Linked DNA regions of Homo sapiens: region 1 is linked to region 2. The links are chromatin contacts, found by Hi-C or POLR2A ChIA-PET in ENCODE. All regions are on one chromosome and are shown on one strand. The core of a region is the stretch at or near the end of the contact, and the rest is flanking DNA. Distances in the headings are between cores, read along the strand shown.

Region 1 (6,967 bases), core at 3,125-5,624, 260 kb before region 2:
GGAAAGGAAAGTAGAACTTAAAAGTCTGGCAGATTCTCCTTTTTGTTGCAAGGCCCTGCAAGTCACCCCAATATTTTACTTTTCTTCTCTTTAATAGACAAAGAAAATTGTGTATCTAAGGTGACCGGGCTCATTTATCAGGCCAAGTTTTTAGCACAGTATGATAGGATTGTGGTAAGATCCAGGATCCATATTTTAAAAATCTCCCTAGGCATCTCTAATATGCAGCCAGGTTTGCAAACCACTGGTCTACAATTTAAATTCTAACCAACATAATTACGACGTGGCTGCATTCCTAGAGAATGAGTACCGGTGGGTTATCATTAATCTGGGAGGACAGAACACAGGTGATGAAGATTCTCATTCTGTGACCTGCAGCATGGAATGGCCAGCATGTGAATTCAATGTGAATGTGGCACCAAATGGAAAACAGGAGGAGGAGGGCATTTTAATTCACTAATGAGGGTTGTTAGGACGGACAGTTTATTGATTCTCAGGGCAGGTGACAGCAGACTGAGGAGGTGCCAGATGAGTTGCTGGGAGTTGAATGCAGTTCAGAGAAGGCAAATGCAGGATAATATACCGTCTGTAACAGGGAAGGACACAGCACAATAACTGGCAGGGCTGGGGAAGACCTTGCAAAATTAGAAAAGTGTCCAGAGACAAGGTCAGTGCTGCAGAGTAGGGGGTGTGAGGGGATGCAGGAGGGCCACTGGCGTGGGCCTCCATTCACATATGTCCTGAAATTTAGACTCCTGACATCTCTCAATATCTGATAAGGTGTTTGTTAATGTAAAAACATGCAAAGCATGCCAGTTTAATAATTTCATTTTTGCATCGTTTCCTTTGTTAATGTATGGGGAGCCTGAAAACATGAGGCTAGTGGCCCAGATGTCTCAACTTCAAAAGTCCATGGTGGCTCACAAGATCCATTCAGCCCTGCAGTTTATGAAGCAATCCTAAGTGGACCCCCATAGGATATTTTTGGAAGGACACACCAAGAACAGTGAGGGTCTCTAGTGATCTGGGCCAGGAGAGTTGGAATCCAGAGAGGAAAAGAGATTTACTTGTTTTTTTTCCTAAATACAATTTTAATAGATCCTATTTTTGTTTTCCTCTTTTCCTCCCAGAGTTATACATGCCTTTAATCCAAAATGTCAAACAAGTCTTGTTATTAAAAAAAATAGCAGTCCTTTAATCTCTCCTCCCCATTTTCTACACTTTAACCTTTTAGATAATTCTTTTGGTATTTACTTTCAGGTGTCTACATTAACATGCTTGAAATACTGTTCCTTGATTTTTCAACTATAGCCATTATCTATAGATAATGGGTAGAAGATTAGGATTTGGTGTCTTTCCTCCTGCTGTCCCAGTGGGATACACTTATCCTTCCCCATCTCCCATCCTTCCAACAGAATTATGTTGTAATGCTGGTAACGTGAATGTTCAATGTGTATGTTAGAGCAATAGTCACAGCTAAGCCATATAGTAAACTATGACCACTTTCTCTTTTCTGAACACCTTTTTTTTCTTTGAGACAGGGTTGCTCCTGGAGCTAATAACTGTTTTGGTTTTCGTTTGCTTCATTTTCTGTGTACAGTATTTATATTTTCTATTGGTCTATGTCTGCTGTCAAGGCATTCAGAATTTTCAGATAGTCTAATAATTTCACCAGTCTCCTAAAAAAAACTCTCCCATAGCCTTATAGAATATGCTCTAACCCGCACCTGAGACATAGCTCTCATCTTGGAATCTCCCTTCACCAGCATCCCAGAGATTCTCTTGCCTTGTTCCTGTTTAAACTTCAGAGTCCTCTTTCTTAGTTTATTATTTTGACATATGTTTGGGGACATCCTAAGGCAGGGACATGGAATATAAATTCTCGAGAAGTTGGATGTCAGAAAATGTTTATTTTTACTCTACTCTGACACTTGATGGATTCTTTGGGCCAAGTATAGAATTCTAGAGTGGAAACAATTTTTCTTGAGAATTTTGAAAGCCATTCCAATCTGGCCTTCAGGGTTGCTATTGAGAAGTCTGATGCCATTCTGATTTGTCATCCTTTAGGTAGGACTTGTTTGCTCCTCCTCTTTGGAAGCCTGTAGCACCTGTTCTTTGTCCTCACTGTTTTGAGATATCACACTGGTGTGCCTTAGCGTCAGTCTATTCTCTTTGTGCTGGCATTTGGTGGCCCTTTCATTCCAAAAATGCATGCTTGTTAGTTGTGGGAAATTATTTCTTTAATGACTTTCACTCCTCTGGTTTCTCTGTTCACTCTTTTTGGAAATCCTATTTGCAATATTAAACCTTCTGTTCTGTTTTCCTGATTTTCCTTTCTTTTTTTTTTTTTTTTTTTTTGAGACAGAGTCTCGCTCTGTCGCCCAGGCTGGAGTGCAGTGGTGCAATCTCGGCTCACTGCAACGTCTGCCTCCCAGGTTCAAGCAACTCTCATGCCTCAGCCTCCCAAGTAGCTGGGATTACAGGTGCCTGCCACCAAGCCCAGCTATATTTTCCTGATTTTCTTGTATTTCCTTTCGTTTGTCCTTCTGTTTTCTCTTTTGCTCTAATTTCAGAGAGATTTGCTTTTCTTTATTTTCTAACTCTTATTGAATTTTTAATTTTGTTATCATATTTCTAATTTCCAAGAGCTCTTATGTGTTCCCTGAATGCTCCTTTTACTAATGTTATATTCCTTTTTGATGGTTATATGTCTTACCTCTGAGGATATTAATCAGAGGATATTTGACATTTTCTTCAACCTGTACAGTCTCTCTTTCCTTGAAGTTGCTTTTTCCTATTCATCTTGGTCTCTGTTTTTCATGTGAGAGGTTTTCCTCAGTGCCTGTTAAACCTTGATTATCTGTTAATATTTAAGAATGGAGCTAAAAAGCTGAGTAGATATTTTGAACCAATAGGGCCTTGTTGGCCAGAGGCTCCACGACACGTTCTGGCTGGGTTATCTGGCTAAAGGACCCACACAGCACTGCCTTTAAATTTTCACTCTTGGGGAGATCAAATTCCCCTTAGAAGACTCTTCCGGGCTCATGCTCAAAGGATATAATTCTGGCCACCACATCATGGGAGCTCACTGGGGAAAGAGCAGTGGGTCTCAGTGTCTGTCCACTTAATTTCTCGGTTTCCAGCACAGCACCCAGCCCTCATCTCTGCCCAGTGTCCTCCTATCTGTGGACCTTCTGTTATAGACTCTGCGGTGCGGACAGGCTACCGGCCTGGTTGTGCAGAGAGGGGAGGGACCTGAGAGTCAAACTGCTTCCTAAACAGACTTTGAACCACTCCTAGTTTTAGGAGGCCCCACATCACTTCCAGGAACCTGGCGCTGCCAATTCCTGAGCCTTTGTGGGATTCTGGTTGGTTTCTCAAATTTCCTCACTGCTGACTTAGGATTCAGTTTTCCTAGGTCTGTTGTATTGTTGGCCACACTTCTTACTTTCTAGCTTTCAAAATATTGTTGCTATGGGGAGTTGAAAAAAAATGTTGTTGCTATCATTTCTTCCCTTTTTATCAGAAAGATAAAAAATGCCAAATGCCAGCACAAAGAGAATAGACCCACACTAAGGCACACCAGTGTGATAGCTCAAAACAGTGAGGACAAAGAACAGATGCTACAGGCTTCCAAAGAGGAGGAGCAAACAAGTCCTACCTAAAGGATGACAAATCAGAATGGCATCAGACTTCTCAATAGCAACCCTGAAGGCCAGATGTGTGTGTCTGTGTGTGTGTTTTGTTCTCCATCTGCACCTGGAAGTTGGGAGATTTACTTATCACTCTTTAATTTTTTCTGTTGTTTTATTGTTTAATCAATGTTTTAGTTACAAACTATTAATTATCGCAAATTGTTTCACATTTTTTTTTTTTTTTTTTTTTGAGATGGAGTTTCTCTCTGTTACCCAGGCTGGAGTGCAATGGCGCAATCTCAGCTTACTGCAACTTCCCCCTGCCGGGTTCAAGCGATTCTCCTGCTTCGATTCTCCTGCTTCAGCCTCCTGAGTAGCTGGGATTACAGGTGTGTGCCACCACACCCAGCTAATTTTTGTATTTTTAGTAGAGACGGGGTTTCATTATGTTGGTCAGGCTGGTCTCAAACTCTTGACCTTGTGATCCGCCCACCTCAGCCTCCCAAGGTGCTGGGATTACAGGCGTGAGCCAAGTGCCTGGCAAGAATTGTTTTGCTTTTTAAGATAATCTAGTTCATTTTTTTCAAAGCAGCTATGAGAGTATAGCATGTAAAAACTGCAAAATAATGATCAGCCTTTAAGGCTTTGAGTGGTTCCCAAGTGCTGAGCTCTGTCATATCTGCATGTATCTGCATGTATGTGCATGTATATTTACAAAGGAGACAGCTGTGGCTGACATGGAGAAGGTAATGTACCCACAAATTGTGACACAAGACCAATAAAAAATAATACAGCTATAAGCAGGAAATGAAGTAGGTCACAATGAGTCATCATCCGTTGTGTGAAATTTCTTAGGTTATTGTTACCTCAGCCCAGAGAAGAGTTTTCAATTCAGTTGCACACGAGTTATCCCACTTATAATGAATCTTCTGAAGCCATTAGTTGTTTCCTAATTTTTTGATTGTACATCCTTATAAGAAAAACATTTCAGCATACCCTCAAATATGTAAATGTATTTATTTGCAGGTTATACATGTCATATCAATATCAGTACAATACTAACATCCAAATAAGTAGAGATTTTTTTAGAGGATGCAATAGAAAATAAAATTAGAAGTTCTAATATTTTCCTTGAGTACCTCAGTGGATCATCTTAAACACCATGGAATTTTCCACCACGATGAATATCCAAACACTTAGACAAGGTTTTTGAAAGACTCCTACTCAGACCCTACCGAGGCATTCTGAATCAGAACTTCTGAGGGTAAGGCCCTAATGAGACAGCCAAACGCCAAGGCAGATAAAAAGGGGTCCCCGGAGAATCTCTAACCCTCCCCACAGGTGTTTACATCAGATGTTTTTGTGCAGACGAAGGAACTTGCCCAGGGCCTTGTCTGAGCATGCCCACATGAGCCCTGGGGGAGCAGGGTGGAGTCACAGGCAGGGGGAGGAGCCCTGGGATTCAATCTGTGAAGTGGGGAGCCTGTTTTCGCTTTGCTGAGGTTTTTTTTCATTTTTCCCTTTTCACCCAATAAAATCCTGCTCTATTCACCCTTCAATGTGTCCACGTGCCTAATTTTCTTGGTCATGTGACAAGAACCTGGTTTTAGCTAAACCAGGAGCAAAATTCTAAAACACTAGCAAGGACATTTTGAAAAAGTTTCCCTGCTGATTCCCATGTGCACCTTTGGTTTAAAAATACAATTCTAAAGATACAAGAATTAGAACCCCTAAAGGCCAGGTGCAGTGGTTCACGCCTGTAATCCCAGCACTTTGGGAAGCCGAGGCGGGCGGATCATGAGGTCAGGAGTTCGAGACCATCCTGACCAACATGGTGAAGCTCCGTCTTTACTAAAATACAAAAATTAGCCCAGTGTGGTGGCGGGTGCCTGTAATCCCAGCTACTCGGGAGGCTGAGGCAGGGGAATTGCTTGAACCCGGGAGGCAGAGGTTGCAGTGAGCCAAGATCGCGCCACTGTACTTCAGCCTGGGCGACAGAGCCAGACTCCATCTCAAAAAAAAAAAAAAATTAGAATCCCTAAAACACTGAACATAGTAGTCAAATGGCTACTGAATGCAAAGATCAGTCAATTAACTCTGGGAAATGTATAGTTCAACAGATTATCTGGATCATCATGTGCCTCAAAAAACATTGTGCTCTCCTCCCAACTCCATATTTTTCTTCCTCTGACTCTGTCCTTTCCTTTCTATTTTATTAATTTATTATTATTATTATTTTTTGAGATGGAGAGCTCTCTAAGTTGCGCAGGCTGCTCTCAAATGATCCTCCTGCCTCAGCCTCCCAAGGTGCTGGGATCACAAGTATAAGCCAACATGCCTGGCCTCCCCTCACTTTTAATATAACTTGAACTTTACTATTATATGCATAGATATTCATTATAGAAAATATAGATAAGCAAAAAAGAAGAAAATAAAAATGAATTCATAATTCTACCATTCCAAAATAATGAAAATGTTTACTCATAGCTTTCAATATATTTATGCAAACATGTATTTAAAAGGGAATCGGCCGGGGGCAGTGACTCACGTGTGTAATACCAGCACTTTGGGAGGCCGAGGTGGGCAGATCACCTGAGATCAGGAGTTTGAGACCAGCCTGGCCGACATGGTGAAACCCCGTCTCTACTAAAAATACAAAAATTAGCAGGGCATGGTGGCAGATGCCGGTAATCCCAGGTACTCCAGAGGCTGAGGCAGGAGAATTGCTTGAACCCAGGAGGAGGAGGTTACAGTGAGCCGAGATCGTGCCATTGCACTCCAGCCTGGGAGACAAGAGTGAAACTCCATCTCAAAATATATATATAAATAAATAAATATAAAAGGGAATCATACTGTACATGCCATTTTTAACCTGACTTTCTTCACTGTGTAATTATGTATTTTTTTCCGAGAAAATAAGAATGAAAGCTCTGACAGAGCCAGGAACAGTGGCAAGAGAGCTGATCGGCAAAGAGCAGGTGGTGAGATCAGAAACTCCCCCACTAACCTGCTGAACTGCCATCCTCTCCCTCATATTCTCTTCCCTCTACCTTCTGATCCTCCCTGACTTCATCTCTCTTCCTCTGTTTGCCTTCTACATGCTCTTTCCCTTTCTCTTTTCTTTCACCTTCTACCCTCAATTCTCTCTACTAAAGCAACCAAGGCCTTCAGGACAAGGATTAATATTTAATAGAATTAAACTTCCTGTTAATTTGACAAGGGATGCATAACCAGGAAGCTGGAGTGACAGCTGCACCCTCCTCTGAAGTGGGGATTTTCTGAGCAAGCCCAAGCAAGAGCCCTCTGTTCTTCTACTTTTTTTTTTTTTTTTG
Region 2 (6,744 bases), core at 1-2,500:
GAAAATTACAATCCTTGAGAGATATGTTTTCCATGTGGCTTCTGGAAAATTTTCAAAGCAGGCTTCTGAGGCATTGTTACCCTGAGAGTGGGTAGACTGAACAAAAACGGCGGGTGCACTTCCTCCGATCACAGTTAACCACACGCCAGTGCAAACAATCTTTGCATTTCTTTTGGTTCTTAGAGTCTTTGACTTAAATGGGTAGACAATTGCCAGAAATCGATCTACACTAATACAGGTTAAGAACAGAATGCTTCCGTACATGTTGGTATAAAACAGCATCACAGAAATCTTACAAAGTAAATCTCCAAATGGCCAATTCCGTGTTGTGAAGTAAAAAATCCTGAAGGGTAAAGTAAAAACAAAAAGCAAGTCTGACATTGCCAAGTTAATCATGTAAGTTGTAGTTTCATTTCGGACTTTGAGGACGCAGATGAAAATGTATATGGCAACACAATTGGATATTAACCCAAGCACAAACACCATGCTGAACATGCACCCATACAAAGTGTACTTAAAGGAGTCATTATAGAAGCAGTGGGAGCTGTTAACGCTTACCATCGTAAAGGCACGTCCAATTTTCAGTTTGGAAGCACTTTCATCAGCTGCAGTCTCCTTTGGGATTCAGATTATAACCTCTATAACCTCCAATTTATTTGCAAATTATCTGGATCTTTGGATGGTTTTATAAATATTTCCTTTTTCTCAGAAATACCCAAAAGAAACATGAAATTTGTTGCTGTAAAATTTCCGCTGGGTTCTTCAACAGGAAAATATTTTCATTTGTTAGTCTTTAGAAAATCCATGAATTCCAAGGCTCAGTTAACTGACGAGCAACCTTTAAAAAATACAGTCAACGAGTCCAACCCATAGGATTATAAATTTAAAGAAAAGCTGTGATCTGTGACCAGAATGAAACCACTTGTCTTCTAAACTTGTATTTCAGTAGTCAAGATGAATACTCCAAAGTTAATGTTTCTTTATGCCTCAGAATGTTAAGCTTAAGTTATCAATCTTATTTTCTTTTCAGTGCAGAGTTTCAGAGACTTAAACATTCCCAATTTGTCCCATTTTACTTCTTGCTTCTTTTAAATGAAGTTTTCCTTTTTTGTTTTCCTGCAGTGGATCCCAGATTGTGGGTAAGCAGAAGAGTCTTTTAAAGATTCCGAAATAAACTCCCAAGCTTGTTAGCTCTTGTTGAATTGAGGCCTTTTCCTCAGTTGCCAGTTGTATCTTGAGGTCGCTTTCTCTGAAGTGAAAAAGAAAGGCTTCCTAGATTTGTAATATGACATCACAGGAAGAAGAGGCTGGGTTTGGACAAAGAAACTTTCAGCCCAGTTTGTTTGCACTTCCTTTAATCTGATAATGTGTCTGCTGGGAATATACCTAGGAGGCTTGCAAATGGTCACTGGCTGTTGAACTGCGTGGTCTGCTCATTAACTCTTTTTATGTGGAAATGCCTTCTGCGGTGCTGGCAACCTCTCAGAGTTGTTTTGATTTGTTTCAGTAGTAATAATTGAAAGAAAAAAATCACTATTCAGCCTGTTCTCTTATTCGATTGTTTTCGTGTTTGGGATATGACAATTTAGAAAAGAAAATGTGTATGGGTGTGTATTTATAAATTGAAATTGTTAGTGATATCTTAACATAGCATTTCAAAGAACTGTTTAATGACTATGAAACAGGGGCCTTTAACCTTTAAGGTATAACAAGCATTTGACTCTTGGTTTCTGAAAAATACTCAATATTTAATTGTTATCATTATGAGTAGCTCTTATCCTGGGTCTCATTAGTTTTTGATAAGCAATTTTCTAACATTCTTTCCTCTTTCCTATGCAGTTGTATTAATATTTTAGAGCTGTTTAAATTTTTAAATTACTCATTTCTCCAAAAGAACAAACTCAAGAATGTTTATCTTTGGTGTGGTGTTAATTTTACTTTCTAAGCACAAAATGAAATTGCATCTTTTTAAGCAAAATTTTTTTAACCTTAAATTGATTGAAATAAGGTTTAGAGAATAAAAATCCTACTACTTGGCAAAATTTTAGGTTCATAGTCTTATCTTCCTTCTTCCTCCCAGCTCTTCCCTTAACCCCTTAATATGACATTAACTATATATTGAAATATATTTCAGATTTTGTCTCCATCTAAAAGTTTCTATGAATGGTTTATATGTTTATATTTAAAGTATACTCATATTTTGGGCCAGGTGCAGTGGCTCACGCCTATAATCCCAGCACTTTGGAAGGCCGAGGCAGGTGGATCACCTGAGATCAGGAGTTTGAGAGCAGCCTGGCCAAAATGGCGAAACCCCATCTCTACCAAAAATACAAAACTAGCCTAGGGCAATAGTGCGTGCCTGTAGTCCCAGCTACCCAGGAGACTGAGGCAGGAGAATCGCTTGAACCTGGGAGGCAGATGTTGCAGTGAACCAAGATCAAGCCACTGCACTCCAGCCTGGGCGACAGCGAGACTATCTCAAAAAAAAAAAAAAAAAGTATACTTATATTTTAAAGACTCCAAAATCAGAAGAAGAAAGTGTGTGTAAGGTGAGGGTACTTAAATGTAGGTGTTATTTCCTCAAAGATTGAGGATATCACAACCTCTATGGCACATGTTTTTCTTGTTTTAAATATCATTTTCTTCAGAAAAGGCTAGATCTAGTTATGCCTTACTGTTATTATTTTTTTAATTTGGTCTAGTTTAAGCTGAAACTCTTCCTCTTGGGTATTAAGTAATTTAAGAACAATTTATTTTTTTCTCATAAATTACTTAGCTAGCTTAAAAATAACTTATTACAGTAAAATGTTTTGTGTTGTTTTGCACCATTCTTTCACACTCAGCAATTTTTGTCATTTGTTGATGAACTATAATCTATTTCTACTGTCTGGACTAGAAAATTCATCTATTATCAAATGACAAAAAAAGATGAGTATTACTTATAACCAATACTTAAAATTTTGAAGGGTTGAATATCTTTTATATCACATTTGGTATAGAAAAGATGTATGTGTGTGTTCTTATTAGAAGGCTGGTAGAAGCTGAGTGAGCATTAATGAAAAAAGGAGTGGTTAATAAGCTTGTATTCTCATTGGAAAAAATTTTCTGTTAGTAGTTATGTCTTACTGTTATTTTTTTTTTATTTGGTTCAGTATGTTTTAAAAAAACAAAATCTTAGTAATCTTCTTTCAAATTGATAGTCTCCTCTTTAGTCATCTTTAATTAATGAAATATATGCAGTTGTATATGCTGATCTCATCCTACTTTTACTTTCATTTTGAATATGGCGGCATTTTCTCATTCAAATAATTAAAATTTATTAATTCTACTTGGAATATTTTTCTACATATTGTCATTACTCACTTGACTTGTTATTCACTTAAGTCATTCATCTATAGTTTTTTCTTTTCTTTTCTTTTTCTTTTTCTTTCTTTCTTTTTTTTTTCTCACTCTGCCGCCCAGGCTGGAGTGCAGTGGTGCGATCTTGTCTTACTGCAACCTCTGCCTCCCAGGTTCCAGCAATTTTCCCACCTCAGCCTCCCGAGTAGCTGGGATTATGGGCACCCGCCACCACACCCAGCTAATTTTTGTATTTTTAGTAGAGATAGGGTTTTACCATGTGGCCAGGCTGGTCTTGAACTCCTGACCTCAAGTCATCCACCCACTTCAGCCTCCCCAAGTGCTGGGATTCCATGTGTGAGCCACCGTGCCCGGCCTGTTCATTTATAGTTTTTTAATGTTTGAGTTACTGGGGCTTAAAAATGGATAGATCACTATTTGTTGAATTAGGCTTTTCATTATTATCAGTATCATAGTAAATGTTTGTATAATTCTTACCACAATTCTTGGTTCTTTGTAGATGATTCTCACATGTTTGCTGATGAATGAATCATAAACTTGAATTTTGTTGCCAGTTGTTTCTACTGAGGAAGAGCCATAGCAGAGGGACTGTTTGAACAGGAAGAAGATAATTGAATACTGCATTTTTTCCAGATATTAAATTTGGCCTCTAATTAAGGAACCAAAGGGGAATTTAGAAACTTTGAAAAATTCTTAGGTTAGAATTGGAAAAATACAGAGTAACTACTTGCAAAGGGAGGTAATGAATCCATATAATCAATTATATTTAATAGATACTTTTGTATTTGATAAACTCAGGCAAACTGTTATTTTAATGTGAGATCTCTACACTTCTGGAACTTAACTCTGAGAATCAACTTATTTCTTATATGGATTTTTTGGGGGGAGCGAAAATTAAACAGAGCCAGATAGATGTTAAAATGGTGAACACAGGAACAGCTGGAGTCTGCAGCTCCCAGCGAAATCAACGCAGAAGGTGGGTGATTTCTCTATTTCCAACTGAGGTACCCAGCTCATCTCATTGAGACTGGTCAGACAGGGGGTGCAGCCCATGGAAGGCGAGCCAAAGCAGGGTGGGGCATCGCCTTACACGGGAAGTGCAAGGGGCCAGGGAACTTCCTCCCCTAGCTAAGGGAAGCCATGAGGGAATGTGCCACGAGGAACGATGCATTCCGGCCCAGACTCTATGCCTTTTCCGTGATCTTCACAACCCTTAGACCAGGCAATTCCCTCGGGTGCCTACACCACCCAGGCCCTGGGTTTCAAGCACAAAACTGGGCAGCCGTTTGGGCAGACACCGAGCTAGCTGCAGGATTTTTTCTTTTTCGTACTCCAGTGGCACCTGAAACACCAGTGAGACAGAACTGTTAACTCCCCTGGAACAGGGGCTGAAGCCAGGGAGCCAAGTGGTCTAGCTCAGTGGATCCCACCCCCACAGAGCCCAGCAAGCTAAGATCCACTGGCTTGAAACTCTTACTGCCAGCACAGGAGTCTGAAGTCGACCTGGGATGCTGGAGCTTGGTGGGAGGAGGGGCTTCTGCCATTACTGAGGCTTGAGTAGGTGGTTTTCACCTCACAGTGTAAGCAAAGCCACCGGGAAGTTTGAACTGGGTGGAGCCCACTGTAGCCCAACTGCTTCTCTAGAGTCCTCCTCTCTGGGCAGGGCATCTCTGAAAAAAAGGCAGCAGCCCCAGTCAGGGGCTTATAGATAAAACTGCCATCTCCCTGGGACAGAGCACCTGGGGGAAGGGTGCTATGGGTGGCTATTGGTGCAGCTTCAGCAGACTTAAACGTTCCTGCCTGCTGGCTCTGAAGAGAGCAGCAGATCTCCCAGGACATTGCTCGAGCTCTGCTAAGGGACAGACTGCCTCCTCAAGTGGGTCTCTGACCCCCATGTCTCCTGACTGGGAAACACCTCCCAGCAGGAATCGACAGACAACTCACACAGGAGAGCTCCAGCTGCCGTCTGGTGGGTGCCCCTCTGGGACAAAGCTTCCAGAGGAAGGAACAGGCAGCAATCTTTGTTGTTCTGCAACCTCTGCTGGTGATATCCAGACAAACAGGGTCTGGAGTGGACCTCCAGCAAATTCCAGCAGACCTGCAGCAGAGGGGCCTGACTGTTAGAAGGAGAACTAACAAACAGAAATGAATAGCATCAATATCAACAAAAAGGACTTCCACACAGAAACCCCATTTGAAGGTCACCAACATCGAAGACCAAAGGTAGATAAATCCATGAAGATGAGGAAAAACCAGCGCAAAAAGGCTGACAATTCCAAAAACCAGAATGCCTTTTCTCTTCCAAAGAATCACAACTCCTCGCCAGCAAGGGAACAAAACTGGACAGAGAATAATAAACTCCTCCAAGCCAAAGGACCATGTTCTAACCCAATGCAAGGAAGCTAAAAACCTTGAAAAAAGGTTAGAGGAATTGCTACCTAAAATAAGCAGTTTAGAGAAGAACATAAATGACCTGATGGAGCTGAAAAACACAGCACAAGAACTTCGTGAAGCATACACAAGTATCAACAGCCAAAGCAGAAGAAAGGATATCAGAGATTGAAGATCACCTTTATGAAATAAAGTGTGAAGACAAGATTAGAGGAAAAAGAATGAAAAGAAACGAACAAAGCCTCCAAGAAATAGGGGACTATGTGAAAAGACCAAACCTATGTTTGATTGTCCCTGTACCTGAAAGTGACAGGGAGAATTGAACCAAGTTGGAAAACACTCTTCAGGATATTATCCAGGAGAATTTCCCCAACCTAGCACGACAGGCCAACATTCCAATTCAGGAAATACAGAGAACACCACAAAGATACTCCTCAAGAAGAGCAACCCCAAGACACATAATCGTCAGATTCACCAAGGTTGAAATGAAGGAAAAAATGTTAAAAGCAGCCAGAGAGAAAGGTCGGGTTACCTACAAAGGGAAGCCCATCAGACTAATAGTGGATCTCTCTGCAGAAACCCTACAGGCCAGAAAAGAGTGGGGGCCAATATTCAACATTCTTAAAGAAAGGAATTTTCAACCCAGAATTTTGTATCCAGCCAAACTAAGCTTCATAAGTGAATGAGAAATAAAATCCTTCACAGATAAGCAAATGTTGAGAGATTTTGTCACCACCAGGCCTGCATTACAAGAGCTCCTGAAGGAAGCACTAAATATGGAAAGGAAAAATTGGTCCCAGCCACTGCAAAAACATACCAAATTGTAAAGACCATTGACACTATGAAGAAACTAATGGGCATCAACTAATGGGCAAACTAACTGGCTAGCATCATAATGACAGGATCAGATTCACATATAACAATATTAACCTTAAAAGTAAACGGGCTAAGTGCCACAATTAAAAGACACAGACTGGCAAGTTGGATAAAGAG

What was found. Hi-C counts contacts between places; a loop is a spot of excess contacts on that map. ChIA-PET counts read pairs that join two places held with the same protein, here RNA polymerase II (POLR2A). Pooled maps may share reads with other maps.
Region 1: a loop to region 2 is called in a pooled map, with 2.9 times the contacts of the local background. The contact joins the enhancer-like site here to the promoter of LPAR6 in region 2. A Hi-C loop is called at or near these places in 1 of 168 maps with a recorded cell type or tissue (natural killer cell) and 6 of 50 pooled maps. POLR2A ChIA-PET finds 5 or more read pairs at or near these places in 2 of 52 experiments (H1 and activated CD4-positive, alpha-beta T cell).

The regions. Positions count from the first base shown.
Region 1 is chr13:48,151,642-48,158,608 of GRCh38, forward strand. The region is part of intron 4 of LOC105370198 (a long non-coding RNA gene); the gene reads right to left. Among named protein-coding and RNA genes, the nearest start is that of MED4, 60 kb to the left of the region's middle. RefSeq lists an enhancer at 4,974-5,093. Within about 2 kb of position 4,375, at least 15 of the 41 ENCODE cell types and tissues checked have a DNase peak (open chromatin) inside an H3K27ac peak, as active enhancers do; they include natural killer cell, where a contact is called at or near this core.
Region 2 is chr13:48,411,863-48,418,606 of GRCh38, forward strand. It overlaps LPAR6 (lysophosphatidic acid receptor 6), which reads right to left and starts at 1,251. Exons shown (of 1, transcript NM_001162498.3): 1 at 1-1,251. The coding sequence starts at 561. All of the region lies in intron 17 of RB1 (RB transcriptional corepressor 1), which reads left to right. RefSeq lists an enhancer at 1-236.